2 separate regions of the Homo sapiens genome follow, and region 1 is linked to region 2. The links are chromatin loops, found by intact Hi-C in ENCODE. Cell type or tissue: PC-3. All regions are shown on one strand. Links, peaks and the distances in the headings refer to the core of each region. The heading gives the core; the rest is flanking DNA.

Region 1 (8,334 bases), core at 304-8,303, 66 kb after region 2:
AGAAAACATGTATTAGAAAATGAGTCCATACTCTTAACATCGAAGATATATGGATGTTATTGTATGTGAGGCTCTTTTGTTCTTTCTGCAGAGAACTTTGATGGAATCCAAGATGGAAGAGGAGGCTGGAAGCAAAGGGCTGGGGAGACTTGAATTGTTTTGAATAATAGAGGGAGAAAATATTGCAGTTTCTATGTTCATCTGAAAGGAAGGAGATAAAATGAAGAAGGAAGGAGGATAAGCAATGAGAGCTGGAAAAAGAGAATATGCCACTAGGATGGTGTGAGGCTGGGTGCTATATGACAATGGAGCAGACAATGAAAAGTCCATACCATGGGGGTCGGGGACAGGGGACCACAGGAACAGCTTTTGGATTACAGGCCCTGGAGTCAGACTGCCTGAGTTCAATTCTTTAGCCCTGCTACTTCCTGACTTTGTAACCTCAGAAGTTTCTTATCTTCTCTAAGCCTCTGTTTTATTTGCAAATTTGACATAATGGTAGTGTCTAATTCATGGGGTTGTGGGGACAGTAAAATCAGATAATGTATATAAAATGCTCAGCACAATGCCCACCATATAATAAGCACCCCATAAACATCAGCTTGTGTTATTTTCATGTATTACACACACCATGTCTAATATTCAATATGAAATTACATGCATTTCTAAAATACATATCCCCTCTCTGTCTCTCCAGCAAATCTTTAGTACACTCTACACACATACACACTGTCTTGTGTGAGAGATATTGGGTTTCCAGGTGAGCAGATGTGATGAGAACAGAGTCAACATGGGCTGGTTGGGGGGAAAGGGTCAGTAAACAACAGAGGAAAAGTGTGGGATCTCAGGGGACTAGGCAAATGGCTTATCCTTACCACTCCCCAATCAAGAACTGACTGAAACTGGGGAGGGCTTTGGACCTCCACGAGGCATGGAATGTGGCACTCAAGCTAACTGTAAGTGGTCCTCTGTGAGTCAGGAAGGCCCTAGCAGGCATCATCTGGGTCCCATGTCCAAGAAATAAGGATATGGAGTGGCAAGAGGAGGGCGTGCAGCCCAGGAAAAGTAGCCAAAAGGCTACCTGGCACTGGACCTGAAGCTTCAGTGTCTCAGGCATGGGTGAGACAGGCAGGTGCTACTATAGGAAGCCTATATCCTGCTACAGGAATTCCTGAGCCAGTGGGCAGAGCTTCATCTTAAGGAAGCAGCTGAATGGAAAGAAGGCTCACAGGCAGGCCTGTCCGGTGCCACTGGGGTGCCAGACAACTGAGGGCCACACTGTCACCCCTCCAGCTGCCTGACATGTGGTGGTTAGCAGGAATGGAAGAACACGTGGGGCATGGGACCCACATGGATTCTGAAAGGCTGAAAGGTAGGCCTCTCAGCAATTGCTATTCTTTCCCTGAGGAGGCAGGGATCTGGTCTTACATGCTATGAACCTTGCCAACCAGTTTCTATCAGGTGTTTCCACCTCCTGCCTCACCCCACTGATGGGCAGGGAGTAAGGCCACCTTGGGTAGGCAGCTGCTTCAGTCTGGTAATCACAGTGACTCTGACCACAGCAAACGGCCTTCTGCTGTGGGATCAGCTACAATCATAATATTTTTTTTACTCACTTTGGATAACAACCTTCTGGTCTTTGATGGTAGGTAAACTAGAAGTCTCATATTCTTTTCACCTTTTTTTCTATTAATTTTGTAATAAACTTGTTTAAAACCACACACAGAAGATGATCTTCCTCTTCACACATTTTTAAAAAGAATTTAAGTGATGCTATAATTTAAGCCAGAGGTAGTAGACATGTGGCTGCTGTACCCCCACTTCCCATTCCCACAACTATGGCAGACATTGCTAATCAAACCCAGCACTTTTCCACTGCATTCCAGGCAGCCAGTAGCAATTGATTGGGGTGGACATATACATCAAATGTGACTTGCTGCCTGATCATTCCTCACCTCAAATTCAAGAGCCCTGGGTTCCAATTTGACTTCTACCACTAATTAATTGAGTAGCAATTAGTCTTCTTATTAGTTTCCTTATTATATGAGATAAATGTCCCACCTAACTATAGATTCTCGTTTGAATTGAATGGATACAAAGAAATAACATGAAATCAACAATGAAATCCACTGAGTATTGAATGTCAGACTCTACTCAACATTTTCACACTTGTTCTCTTATTTAGTATCATAATAACTGTCCACACTGGGCACAATTTCCTCACTCCTTCACACATTAAGGATACTGAAATACAGTATATTTAAGGAACTTGTCCCAGAGCACAAAGCTAATGAGGCTACAAAGCCAGGATTACAATCCAGGTCTGTCTGGTCTTTACAAACACTTATTTTTTTTTCCTTTACACCTTAGTTTCAAAGCGCTCTGACAAGTTTAAATACTGTACAAACAGAAAAACCCAGGCCTTTTATTGTTACGATGTTTTTGACTTTGAATCACCTCATCAAACCGAGTGTCAACAGTGGCACTCTGACAATAGCCAAAATATAGAAGCAACCCAAGTATCCATGGAAGAATGAATGGATACACCAAATGTGGTATATCCAGACAGTATGATATTTTTCAGCCTTAAGAAGGAAAAAAAATTCGGACACGTGCTACAACATAGATGAGCCTTAAAGACACTGTGTTAAGTGAAGTAAGCCAGACACAAAAGAGAAAACACTATAGGATTCCATTCATGTGAGGTACCTAGAGTACCAAATTCATACAGACAGAAAGCTGAATAGTGGTTGCCTGGGGCTGGGAGCTGGGGCGACAGGGTAGATGGTTATTATTTCAGGGGTAGAGAGTTTCAGTTTGGGAAGATGAAAAAGTTACAGAGATAGATGGTAGAGATGGTTGCACGACAATGTGAATGTACTTCATGCCACTGAACTGCACACTTAAAAATGATTACAATGGTAAATGTCATGTTATATATATTTCCACCACAATTAAAAAAAGAGTGACACCAAACAAAAGCCCCACTTTCCCTCAATTTTTAGAGCATTTGCACAGAAAAGTGCTATTATGATTGCTACTACTACTATAGTTAGAAGGACAACTCTCCATTCTCGACTGGGGGCATGCTACACTCAGGCTCATTTCAGAACCTTGGAGCAGCAGACAAATGTTTAGAAATTATATTCAATATTATAATTTTATATTGTGAAAGCAAACAGATCTACCTGTTACTTTTGTACTATATCTTGTCCACACTTTCTCGACTGGCAGGACATGGGATCAGAAAGGTTGAGGAACGCTGTCTAGGTGTCTGAAACCAGAGGTGGTTGGGTTATCCTGACTTTTGTTGGGATCTGATGCTCTTTCCAGGTGGCTTCTCCCCCTCCCTAGTACCCTGTGGACCTCTAATTTCTCCTGACATTGCCCAGTGCCACTGCCTCCCCTCCCTACTTGCTTTCTTCTGGACTCCATCTCTTGTTGCCTGGGTATTGAGTTCAGGAACGTATGAACCCTAATGTCCAGGCCAGGAAGTGGTGAGTGACAGTGATGACTCATCCTGAGTCACACGAGAAAAGAAACCAGACAGGTGAAGAGCTCCCAGATCAAGGCCTTGTCTGCCAGAAAGCACCAGCCCTGCTGGGGCAGCCCCTGGGATGCAGTGGCCGAGTGAAGTCGGCATAAAGCAAGCCTGTTTCCTTTGGTCCAGACTTGCCGTGCTACCAAACCTGATATTTTCTGCAGCACTGAACCTGTGTTTACTTTGAACAGCTTTGCCTGCCAAACTCTTGCTGGGGAAGGGAACACAAACAGTGAGAGAAGGATGCCTGGGGTACTCCTCTCCAGAACATTTTCTTTCCAAACAAGAGTTGTTTGCCTGGAAAGGCTCAATCTCTTAATGGTAGGCAGAGAAATGATCAATAGACTAGTATTAATAGCAATAATAATAATAATAATAATAATAGTTCTTTTGTGTAGTGCTCATTATGTTCAGGTATTATGCTAAGCACTCCATAGAGAGTAACTCATTGAAACATCACAACAACCCTGTGAAGTAGAAATTAATATGATCTCCATTTTACTGATGGAGAAACTGAGGCTCTCAGGGACTGAATCACTTGCCCAAGGCTATACCACTAGTAGATGGCAGGGTTAGGATTGAAACTCAGGAATTCTGGTTTGAGCCTCTTGTCTTCAATGTCTCAAAGAAACTGAGATCTAGACTAATGAATCATCTTGAGTCCACCCTCTTTCTAACCTTGCAGCCCATATCAATCTCTTAGCTTGTCCTGTTGATTCTGCTTCCTACTTGTATCTCCAATGTGTCCCTATATAGCTCAGGCCACCATCATCTCTTGCCTGAATTCCTGCTATTTCCCTACTTCTGCTCTGACCACTCTCCTCCCTGCCTACTTTCTATACATGAGCCAAAGTCATCTTTTAATATCATAAATTAGAGCACATCACCCCCCAGCACGTTAACTCCCACTTAAGACCCTTCTTCAATGCCTTCCCATTGCACCAAACTCCTTCCTGTGTCACACAAGGCCCTACACCATCTGGCCGTAGCTTATGCTTCTTGCCCACCACACACTCCATCTGAACTGGCCTCAGCATTTGCCCATCCTGTTGCCAGCACTCAGTCTTCACCAAGTTTTTCTGCCTACCTGGGTCTTGCTGGCTCCTTTTCATACCAGAGGTCTCCGGTCTAAATGCCAGTGCTTTACAGTCACCTTCCTTACCCCTTATACAATTAGATTCTTCTCTGTGTCCTTCATAATATCACAACTTGAAATTGTACACTTAAATTTCTTTAGTTTTCTTTATATTATCCATCTTCCCTCTTGGACTATAAGTCAGCAATATGTCTATTTAACTCACTGAAGTACTTCCAGGGCCTAATGGTACAAAGACAGAGCATCCTTTAGCTGCTAAGCTTGTGTTTGTCGAATGTTTTGCTGATTTCGTTTTCCCCAGGACTAGTGGAGAGAGGTACCTGGCTTCCTGACTCTATAACTTTCCTGTGCCTCCAGCTGAGCACCCTTGATTCTAAATGTCAGCTTAAATCTAATCAGTCATGTACTGGAATATTGGCTGTCATGGAAAAATAACCCCTGCTTTGTAGAATTTTCTGATTTCCATGGTGTAAATACTCCCACCATAGCTGATTTCAGGCAATCACTGTGGTGTCAGTGAATGCAGAATTAGCAAGAGACACAAGCAATTAGTTCTCATGAGCCAGTCAGAGCCTGCACGGGGATACTGCTGGGGCTCACCCAGATCTAGAGCCAATCTTACCCTCAGTAAGAGGATTTAGGGAGTCTGGCTTCCACATTCAAAGAGCTCAGCATAAAGCATTCTTTCTGCCACCTCTGCCTTCCACCAGGTGGCATGGATCTGATACTATGGCTGGTAAGTAAAAGTTTGAACACTGGTACCATGCAAAGACCCCGTCAGCATTTTAGTTCCCCTGCCTTCCAGCTGTGTGACCTTGAACAAACCACATAGCCTCCTAAGACTCACTTTTCTTAACTGTAAAATAGAGATAATAATAGTATCTACATGGCTGTTGTGATGATTGAATGAGTTTCTGTGTGTTAAGTATTCACTATAGAATAATAGCTAAAAGTCTAAACTCTGGAGTCAGGCAGCCTGACTCCAATGCTGGCTCTGTCACTTACTCGCTGTGTGATCCTAGGCAGGTTACTCAACCTCTCTGCGCTTAGTTTCTTAAGTTGTGAAATGGGATAATAATTGTTCCCACATCATAGGAATGCTGTGAAAAATTAAGTAAGTTTATAAATGTAGAATGCTTAGCACAGAGTAAAATATATTTATTGTTTGTGATTAAATGACTATAACGCAAACAAAAGTCCAGAGAACAGTGTCTGTTACATAGTATGAGCTTGATAAATAGTAGCTTTTATTGTTAATAATACCTGATCTATTATTATTGTTAATAATACCTGTGTTCCCCAGGTCATGTCCCCTAGTGTTCTCAGATCTAATACCTGAGTCTTTATCTCCCCATACCTCTGTCCCTGCTCTGATGAGCTGCTCCTATCCATCACCCTGGGCTCCCCTTCCTGGTGAAGGATCCTTGCCTGGATCTGTTGCTTGTCTCATCCTCTCAAGACTGAGCTCTTCTTCATGCCTCCCTGACTCACTTTCTGCCCGCATAGGGGTCTGGAGCCGCAGAGCAGTAGATGATCTTCGTTTGGAGGGTGAGGGACATTAGCACAGTCTTTCCCTCAAGGCCCTCCACATCTGGTCTACCCTGCCTGGTATCACTAACCCATGTGTTCCTCACCCTCTCAGAATACAGAGAAGGAGTGACTTCAGAAAGCTGAAGGAAGTGGGAAGCACCAGCATGGTGGGAAATGGGCAACAATTCAGATATGGCCATATTTCCCTAATATACACAGCCAACTTGACCATCTGCCTCTGGATGAGGCATAATCCAAAGAATATGGGTGTTGAAAATTAACTTGAGTTCAAATCCTCAAATAATGCCTACCCTCTCTGAACCACAGGGTGGTTTTTTTATATTAAATGTATAAAATAAGTTCCAACTGCTCAATTGTATTGGGAAGTACAAACTAGCAAAACGTGTATGTACCTGGCACAAACTGGATGCCCAGAAAGGAGTGGCAAACATGGTAGCCTTCCTGATCTACCCTAGCCTCTCCTGCTTTTTCCAGCTCTAAATACCAGAGGGCTAGGTTGAGCCACTGGTCTTACTCATCTCTATCCATACTTTCTAGGCATTCCCATGGATTTTAATACACCCCCAGCCTCAAACTCTCCCCTCAGCTCTGAATCTGTAGAGCTAACTTCCCACTCAACAGCACCACTTGGACATCTAGAAGACATCTCAAATGCATTACAATCAAGGGAGAACTCTTGGTTCTCCCACTTCCCTCTGCAGGCCTTTCCCTCCCCCAGTGTATCCACCTGAGTAAATGGCTCCTGCATTCTCCCAGGTGCTCAGGTGGAAAGCCTAGGTGATATCCTTGATTCTTTTTTCCCCTCACACACAGAATCCAAATCACAAGCAAACATAGCCAGCTCCATCTATAAAATATATCCTGAATCCGACCGCTTCCTTGTTTCCTCTGTGGCTACCGTCTCAGTCCAAGTAACCATTTTCTCCCCCTAGAGCATTGCTTCTCACAGGAGTCCAGGGGGATGTAGATTCCAAGTCAGTGGGTCTGGGCTGGGGCCATGATCTCAGTTGATGTGGGTGTGGCTGGGTCCCCAGGCACCCTGTACCAAGTCCCCCTGCCTCCACTCTTTGCCCATTTATTCACCCATCAGCAACCAGAGAGATCAGATTAAAACATAAATGCCTTCCCTTCAAACATGGAGTGAAATCCAACATTTTAACATGACCTTCAAGCCTGGGCATGATCTGGCTCTGTGCTCCTTCCCCAGTCTCCTGTCTGTGCCTCTCCCCCCTCACTCACGGCATTTCACCACAATGGCCTTCTTTCTGTTCCTCACACACACCAAGCTGCCTCCAGCCTCAGGGGCTCTGCATTTGATGGCCCTTCTGCCAGATGAATGCTGAGCTGGAGAGTCCAGTAAAGCATGACGCACCACAAAAACCAGTAAGGTACAGGCCCCCGTGACAAGGGATGGGCCTTTGCTGTTGAGAATTGGCCCCAGAGCGCCTCCTGCAGCTCTTCTCCCTGGTAATGGTGGTCTCTGCATGCCACTCCTCAGTGCTCTGCATTTTGTCATTTCTATCTGCTATTTAGATAGCAACTTAGCTTGAAGCTGTGCTGTGAGATAACCATAGCACAGCAAGATGAGCTGACACTGCTGAGCCCCTTCACGGAAAGGTTTTCTCAAGTCATATGTTCTGAAAATGACATCTTCCCAATCCCCCAGCAGAGGCTTGTCTCTTTGAAAACCAAGGGATCAGCTGGACAATCTTCCTTCTCCAACCAGTGGCTTGGAGGAGTGTGAGGCTGCTCTTTGATCTTTCTGGTCACCCCTAAGATTCTTTTTTTTAAATTTTTTATTATACTTTAAGTTTTAGGGTACATGTGCACAACGTGCAGGTTTGTTACATATGTATGCATGTGCCATGTTGGTGTGCTGCACCCATTAACTCATCATTTAACATTAGGTATATCTCCTAATGCTATCCCTCCCCCCTCCCCCCACCCCAAAACAGGCCCCGGTGTGTGATGTTCCCCTTCCTGTATCCATGTGTTCTCATTGTTCAATTCCCACCTATGAGTGAGAACAATGCAGTGTTTGGTTTTCTGTCCTTGCAATAGTTTGCTAAGAATGATGGTTTCAAGCTTCATCCATGTCCCTACAAAGGACATGAACTCATCCTTTTTTTGGCTGCATAGTATTCCA
Region 2 (8,334 bases), core at 114-8,113:
CCAACACATTCACCATAGAACTGTGGAAGATTCATGACAGAAACCAGATAGATGCAAGTTCAAGCCCAGGCTTTACCAAATCCTGGCTGTGTAAAGCTGTGAGTTGCTTCACCTCTCTGGGCATCTCTTTCTTCATCTGTAAAACTAGAGCTATCTACCTCCTAAGGTGGAGGCTAGATTACAAACATCATGTAAGCATGGAATGTGGAGCCTGGCACATAGTAAGTGCTGAGTACACAACCCCTTCCCCTCTCCATTCTTATTTGTAGCTCTTCCTGATCCAGTGAAGACCCCCCAAAATTTGCTCTCCTATAGGTTGCAGATCCAAAGGCCACTGTTACAGGGATGTCTTGGTTCAGACTTTATCATGGAACATGGGTCCCCTGCAGACCTGAGATTCAGCTGTGGCCCCTCTCAGCCAACACAGCCCCTAATAAGGAGAAATGGCACTCAACATCTCCTATCATCTCTGGTGCCCTTTCTGCTAGCCCACTCTGGTGCCCTGAGCATCACAAATCTACTTTATACTTCCAGGTCTACCACTGCAGGCTGCTTCAAGCCCTCATTTCTGAATAAGGAAATAGATAAAAAGAAGCTCAACTCTATGGGCACAGTTAGGCAACTTAAAGCCAGCCATCTTGGGCCTTAAAGAGAGGACAAAGAGACACATGCCTTGGGTTCATTATATTTCACCAGGATTCTCAGTAAACCCTTCCTAGTGGCTGACATTCCCAGTGTGATGCCTACCCAACCTGGCATCTCCTGCCAATGGCAGCAGGGAGAAGAGCCAGAGCTTCCTGTCCACCAGAGCTCTCCACCGTCTGTTCATCAGACCAAATCCAAAGTATGCTTCCCTGTTTTCTCGGGATCTTGCATGCATTCAAACCTCAGCTCCTCTCCCATCTTCTAGGATCCCATTCCTGCTTGCTCCAAGTCACCCAGTTCCCTCCTTCCCTCAGTCTTCCAATTTCATCTTCTAATCTAGACCAGTCTTTGTCAGAGTGAAGGCTACAGACCATCTTATGCACACTCACTTGGTCATATTTTTCAAAGATATGAATTCTTGGACCTCACCCCAGATCTGCAAAATCAGACTCTCTGATGCTCTGGCCCATGATTCTGCACACTTAACAAGCTCCCTGGGTAATCCTGAGTACATTGAAGTTTAAGAACTACTGTCATGAAGGAAGGGGTGCACTCTTGGCATCTCTCTCTTGCCCCATAGGACCTTTCTCTGCATACGTTCCTTGCTATTAATAACAAAGAATGAATTAATTGGTTTCCTTATTACCAAATTACACTAATATAATAGAGCACTGCCATCTCATTTCTTGATTGAGTTCTGCCTTGGACTTTTCTTGAGAGGATTCTATCCATATATAACAGTACAGCAGAAAACACACACAGACATACTCACACCCAAGATGTAACATTTACGGTGTACTCACATGCCAGGCATTTGCCACATGCCTCATCCACATGATCGCATTTAGTGCTGAGAGCAGCCCTGTGAGGTCATTGCTATGGTGCCTGTGGTGCAGATGAGGAAGCAGAGGCAGGGTTTAGCAGCTTGCCTAAGACCATGCTGCTGTACGTGGACAGAGCTGAAATCCAAACCCTGGTCTGTGTGGCAATGACCACTCGCTCTTTTCCACTTCACTATCCTGACTTCTCTGAGGGGGCTAGTCTCAAATTCAGATCTCACCCCAGGGTGTGCATCAGAATCTCCTGCAGAGCCCTAAGAAATACAGATGCCAAAGTGCCACTCCAGGCCTGAATCTATGGGAGACATCAGGGCTGGTGGATTATTTGGACAATTCTACACACGGCTGGTGAAGAACCACTGAATATGCGCCCAGAGTCATGAAGCTTGCTAAATGAGGGTCTAGAAAGAGAACTTAATGTTTTTGACTCTAAGAACAGTGCTCTTTCAGGCTCACCATACTGTCTCATATGCTATGGTGATGCCAGTGGCCAAAGTGGACTTTCTACAACCTCTCAAGGAGCATCTCGACGCATGTGCATGCAAACACAAACACATGCATGCACACACACAGAAACCTTCTTGGTGCCAAAACATCATCTCTCAGTCATAGGACAGCTTCCCTGTCCCTGCTCAGGACCAGGTCTGGACTCCAGAGTGGCTGGAGTAGTCATTCCTCCAGGTGGTTTCAATGGGGTTAAATGAGACAAAGCTAGGAGAGCTGGACAAAGCTAGGAGAAACCAAAAAGTGCTCCACAGCATCCTCTACTACCTTCCTTCCTCGTGCAGACTCTGGAGTGAAGCTACACCTCTGTCACTAAGTCCTCTTCCTCCACCTGTGGTGGTCCATGCCTGACTGAGACACAGGTGTGCACAAGGTCAGGCAGTTTCTATGGCATCAGTGATCATGTGACAGCTTTAAAATAGCCCTGATTTACACAGAACAAGGGAAAAAGGCTCCAACATCAGCATTAGACAATAATTTCATCAAGCAGCCTAATTCAGGAGCTCAGTTATTCTGCTCTACTCTTATCAATGGGCTTTCCCCAAATCAATGCACAATTGCAGGGTGATTGAAAGAAATGCCTCCACAGGCAGATTAGATTTGCACAGCACCTGCCCATTGAGAGGGCTTCCCTGAGCATTAGACAAGGCAATGGAGAGGGAGTGAGCCCCTCCCACTGGTGCCCTGGGAAGCATCCTGCCTCCTACATAACCACATGCTAGAATGATGCAATGTGATTTGGGGGACTCAAGAACTGGAAGATTTCCAAACAGCAAAGGACTGTGGGAGTTGGTTTCTATTCAGACTGTGGGAATAGCTGACCTGTCTTTGCTGAAGGATCTAGAGAGGCATTCACAGCCATTTGTGAGACGGGCTGGATGGAACTACCTCCAGCTCCTGAAAGGTGCTATCTCAACCAGCCCAGGCACACCTGGCAGAGTGGGGAGTCAAGGCCCTCTAATTACTGCTGCACTCCCAGGTTGAAGACTGGGTTTCCCTTCCCTCTGCAGCTACCAAGTAGATAACAGTCTCTGGTCATGGTGACCAAACATTAGCTACAAAGCCCAGTGTACAGGTGAATTACCCTAAGCAACATGAGAGATGTAAGAAACAGAGTAGCTATGGATTTCGGAAGTCTGTCTTATGAGGTCCTCTTCTAGGGTGACTCCATCCATCCCTCCCATCTTCAACCATAGGGGGTTATTTGAGGCAGTTGGGCCTGTGCCTCCAGACAGAGGTGGCGACAGTACTTTGTGGGATGGGGTTTCTCTTAGATTCTTCTTCTGAAGGGGTTGAGGGCATAAATGCTCTTCTGTTTCTTAAACTTTCATTTCTGTATATGTCATCCGGGATCTTATTAAAATACAGATGTTGATTCAGCAGGTCTGGGGCAAGGCCTGGGATTCTGCATTTCTAACAAGCTTCCAGGTGATGCCATTACAACCAGGCCACAGACCATACTTTTGTTAGCAAGTGTTTAGATCACAAAAAGTGGGCAGAAAAGAAAAATAAAAAAGAAAATCTGAAAACAAAGTGGAATCGTGCCTGTTGGCAACCCTGATTCCCACATTCTACTGTGGGCAGCTCACAGTCAGTTCTAAACTCAGGAAAGGCACCTCTCTGATAAGGTAACATCAAAGCAAAGAACTGGAGCTGAGGGAGTGAGTGCTGTTGGTATCTGGGGAAGACATTCCATGCAGGAAGAGCAGCAAGTGCAAAGGCCCTGAGGCGTGGCATCCTCATCTTCAAAATGAAGGGGTAAGAAAACAGAGTCTTTGTGATATAGTTCTAAGGTTCCAGAGTCAATAGGAAGGCTTTGGGAGACTGGGGAAAATAACCTATCCTATAGGAACAGGACAGGGGAGTGAAAACTACAGGCCACCATTTCAGCCCCTCCTTTTTTAGTCTGACACGCCTCTCTTTCCAATGCTGTTTCAGAGGAGAAAATTACTAGTTGTTTTTAAGAAATGAAATAATCTAGCCTGTTAAGGAAGAGATATTTTTAAACCACTGAAGGGATTTTTCCTTTCCCATTTCTTTTATTGATATATCTCCTCTCCTTCCAGTTCTAAAATAAGCACCCTGTCTGCCCTTATGCTAATCCAAAGGCAACACACCGCAGAACGGCGAGGGCCTCGGCAGAGCCAGGCAGAGGTCGATTAGAAGCCACCAGACCTGGGGAATGCACCAAGGCAGCCCAGCCAGCCTGGCCTCGCCCATGGCCTGCTTCCTCACAATCCAGGTGACGAGACACTCTTAAAAACAGCAATGGAATGTAGCGAGAGTTGGTATTTGCAAATGACAAATTTCTGACTGAATTCCAGTTCTTTGGAATGGAAAACTAGCAGGTCCTGTTACAAAATGTACCAACAGTTCATGCCTAATACATGGGTGTGGGCAATTCATATACTTCAAATCTAAATGTGGCTAAAAATATGACAAAGCTGGCATATTTTTAGCCAGGTAAACATTTCTAGAGACTGGGTCAAATTTATATTGGTTTCTGCTCTGCAATCCAGAGAAGGAATGATTCCAAATGAGTGAGAGGCAAGGACCAAAGAGGAAAGCCATGGAGTCCACCAGGCAGTCGGGATTCCTGGTGACCGTCTCTAGTTTAGGAGTACTTTCCAGGACATCGTGTCCTTCTCCATTAGAGAGGGAATACTTTTGAAAGACCAAGGCCCCGTGTTACTTTAGACAGCAAGTCTTTGCTGGGTTTTATGACCTCTCACTTGCTGGGGGACCTTAAACAAGTTGCTTTCCCTTTCTGTGTCCTCAGTTGCATGTGTCTCTCTTCCCCACCCTCAACTAGACTTGGGTTTAGTGGGCGGCAGCACTGAGGGAGGACCATGCTGTGGGGAAGGAGGCAAGCTCTGTAGTCACTGCCTGAGATTCAGACCTGGCGCCTCCACTCACTGGGTGTGTGACCTTGGGCAAGTTGCTTATGCTTTACCTGCCCCAGCTCATCTGTACAATGGAAACAATCACAAAAGTATCCATCTCAGTGTTTACTGCTTTTATGGCAATTAAATGGGAAAATCCACATAAAATGCTGAGAATATCAAGCACATAGTAAGTGCTCAGTAAATAACAGTGATCTTATCTGCCTCACACTTTTACATACATGAACTGCTTTAGCTTGCACAATGTGTTGAAATGCTATAACCACCCAGGGAAATTGAGGCTTGACAGGGCAGACCTGTCCAAGCTGCAGTTCAACAACTATTTCTTAAGTGCCTACTGTGCCCCAGGCCTCGCCCTAGCATTAGGAAGGTGAGATTCCTCGTAAATAAATGGGGAAGTAGGAACTTAACCCAGGTCTCTCTGGCTTCCAGCTAGCAAGGGTCTAAGAGGCTGGGTAGAAAGAACATGGACTTGAAATTAGACAGTCCCAGTACTGGCTCCATGTGGTCTTGGTCAAGTTACTGACCTCCTCTGAGCCTCATACATAGAATGGGGATGAAATGCCCCCAGTGCCCTTGTGAGACTTAAAGGGGATAATGTATGTAAAGTGTCTGGACTATGGGAGGTGGTCAGTGTTGGCCTATTGCCACACTTATACCATCCACAAAGAGGCCCTATTTTTCTGATTCTTTGAGCCAAGTGCAAAAGCTTCCTAATATGAAGCAATTAAGAACACTCATTCTGGGCCAGGTGTGGTGGCTCACACCTGTAATGCCAGCTACTTGGGAGGCTGAGGCAGGAAGATCCCTTGAGCCCAGGAGTTTGTGGCTGCAGTGAGCCATGGTCACGCCACTCCAGCCTAGGTGACAGAGAGACACCCAGTCTCTTAAAAAAAGATACTCATTTTAACTACTTGGTAGAAGGAGGGGAAAAAATATATAGCATAGGGCTGGTTCCAATCTTTAAGCTATCAGGCCTTTCAGAGCAGAACATCTGATTACTAACTGAGATGAAAATACTGGTCCACAGTCAGAAGGCTTGGGTTCTGGTTTTTACTCTGCTCTTTGGAGCTGGGTGACTGGAGGCAAGTCACACTCCTCTCTGGGTCATGGTTTCTTCATCTGTACAATGGAGCTATGGGAACAGATGGCCTCATAGGTCTCCTCTGGCTCAGATGTCCTAAGTCTCTAGTACTTAAAGGCACAGATCACTAAGCAGATATCCCAAGTAAGCCAGGTTATTCTAAATCTGGTTTTGTCACCTAAATGGAGGTTTTTTCCTTCAAGGCTTGTCTTCTAACGATCAAAGCTTGCACACCGGAAGGTCTGACAGCTCTGGCACACTTGTGGCCCACACATTTTGAAGTAAACATGAGTCACTCCCAGGTCTGAAAAGAATCAAAGCAAATCAGCATGAAATGGGGACTGTCTGCAGAGCTGCAGCCAGCATGTGGCAGGAGGACAGGAACAAGGTCCTGCCAGCTGTTAGGCACATGGACCCTGCTGGGCCGGCAGCACGGGGGTCACCTGGGGGACAGCAGCCACAGCAGTAGGACAAGGAGATCCTGCCCAGATTGCAGCAGGATGTGGGCAAAGGCCAAATAGGGCTCCTCATCCTATAAACACAGAGCCTCTGGCAACAAGCTGGCACAGGCACAGAAGGCCCCAACGAGGGGGAAGCAGCAAGAAGGGCCGAGACCAGGGAAGCAGGGAGTAGGCTCCAAGAAGAGGAGGGTCTGGAGGTTTGATTATCTAAAGCAGTAGCTCATATGGGACTCAGGCCTCCTTCAATTACTGGCAAAAGAAGGCAGTGGTTAAAAGCACAGGTTTGGGAATCAGAAAGACCTCAGTTCAAATCCTGCCACACACTGTCTATACCAGCTGTGTGACCCAAAAAAGTCCCAGAACTCCTCTAAGGCTAGTCCTCTCACTGTCTCCTATTTTTCTTCTTACTGGTAAAGTAAGTTCAATAATATCAGCTCAGAAAGTTCGTTTGAGGATTAAATGAGATTATGTAAGGAAATGGCACATAAATGGTTGCTGTGATCATCATTCCTGGAAACTCTGTCCTATCCTAGGCTTTTCTAAACCTTCTCCCTTTCCTAACCAACTAAAACCCCCTCAGAACCCTTCTCAGGTCCTCCATCCAAGGTAGGGGCGGTTGGGGGTGGGGGGCAGGAATCTGCCCAAACTTGCCAAAGCCCATGGTGTTATCTCCCTCTCAACCCCTCCAGTCTGCTGCAGTGCCATTATTACATCCTCACAGCTCTTCTTCCATCGCAGCAGCCAGAGAGTTTGGATATCATAAACAGCCTTGTGCAAAGGAATCTGCCTCCGCCCTCTACTCAGCCAGACCAGGCAAGTTTCCCTAAGACCTGGTGTTGGAGAGCTTTGATGCTGGCTCCAGACAGTGTTCAGGTTGCCCACTCTGTGTCTCTGTCTCCTACGCTTGGCCACCCACCATCACATGACCTTCTCAGTTCACATCCTAAGAGGGAGTTCTGCAAGATCCATCCACAGCTCGAGTTCAATATCTATTTACTACTGTTTTCCAATGCTTTCTTTTATCTCCCCTTACCCTTCTTTTCTTCTGCAAATATTAACTAAAAACTTATTATGTATAGATCCTGTGCCAGCAGGAATCAGGAGAGACACAGCCCTGACCTCATGGAAGTCATGGTCCAGCAAAATAAGCAATCGCAGTCCAAGCTGAGGGGCTAATGGCCAGGCTATGGAACACATAGAAGATACACTGTATTAGGACCATGGTGGTGGCAGAAGGCTTCCTGGAGGAGGTAACACTAAACTGATTTTGTGTGGGTAAAGTGTGGGAGGATTCAGTCAGGCAAAAGAGAAAAGCTTGCTTCCAATCATACTCCTTACCTTCTCAGTGCCTAGACCAGCAGGGCTCAGTCAGAGGTTTTAAATTTTTTTTAAAAAATTACTTCATTTAAAAAATTTATTTTGTATTTGCAACCTTGGAAACACCTTAGATTTTTATAAAAGATTACCAAATGAAACTGAATCTTGTGATTTATTTCCAGAAAATGTCAGCAACCATTCTCATGAAAGAACAAGGAATTAAGCCAAAGTTTTCACACTATACCAGAAAGAAGATAAAGAGTCCAGAACTTAAACCTCATGAAACAAATTTGGCCAGGCTATTGTGAGTACATACACACACTCCTATTTCATTTATGTTCTCATAAATATCAGGGGCATCGGTGACAAATACTATTCAGGCAGGACTTTGTTTTGTTTTTAAAAATTTCAAACCTACAGAAAAGTTGAAAGACGTGCACATATATCTTTGCCTAGATTCACCAGTTGTTAACATTTTGCATTTTCTTTCTTCTTTCTGCAGATGTTCTCACCTTATTTTTCCTAATTGAGAGTTAAGTTACTTACTGACATCAAGATACTTCCCTTCTAATATTTCAGCA

What was found. A loop is a pair of places that touch in the nucleus more often than their neighbours do. Peaks named below come from ENCODE experiments on the same cell type or tissue, not always from the same donor. Only the 100,000 strongest peaks of a DNase experiment are listed, where the experiment ranks them.
Region 1: a loop joins it to region 2, with 2.0 times the contacts of the local background. A loop is called at or near these places in 21 of 110 quality-filtered maps.

Annotation. Positions count from the first base shown.
Region 1 is chr11:19,655,545-19,663,878 of GRCh38, reverse strand. It overlaps a transcript of NAV2 not described here. Among named protein-coding and RNA genes, the nearest start is that of NAV2, 53 kb to the left of the region's middle. RefSeq lists an enhancer at 3,434-3,633. In PC-3, for the core only: a CTCF peak has its summit at 5,348 (motif pointing right); a DNase peak (open chromatin) is centred at 3,618; H3K27ac peaks cover 1,352 bases.
Region 2 is chr11:19,721,815-19,730,148 of GRCh38, reverse strand. All of the region lies in intron 1 of NAV2 (neuron navigator 2), which reads right to left. Among named protein-coding and RNA genes, the nearest start is that of LEISA1, 11 kb to the right of the region's middle. In PC-3, for the core only: no CTCF peak of the experiment used is centred there; DNase peaks (open chromatin) are centred at 4,338 and 6,358; H3K4me3 peaks cover 805 bases; H3K27ac peaks cover 3,741 bases.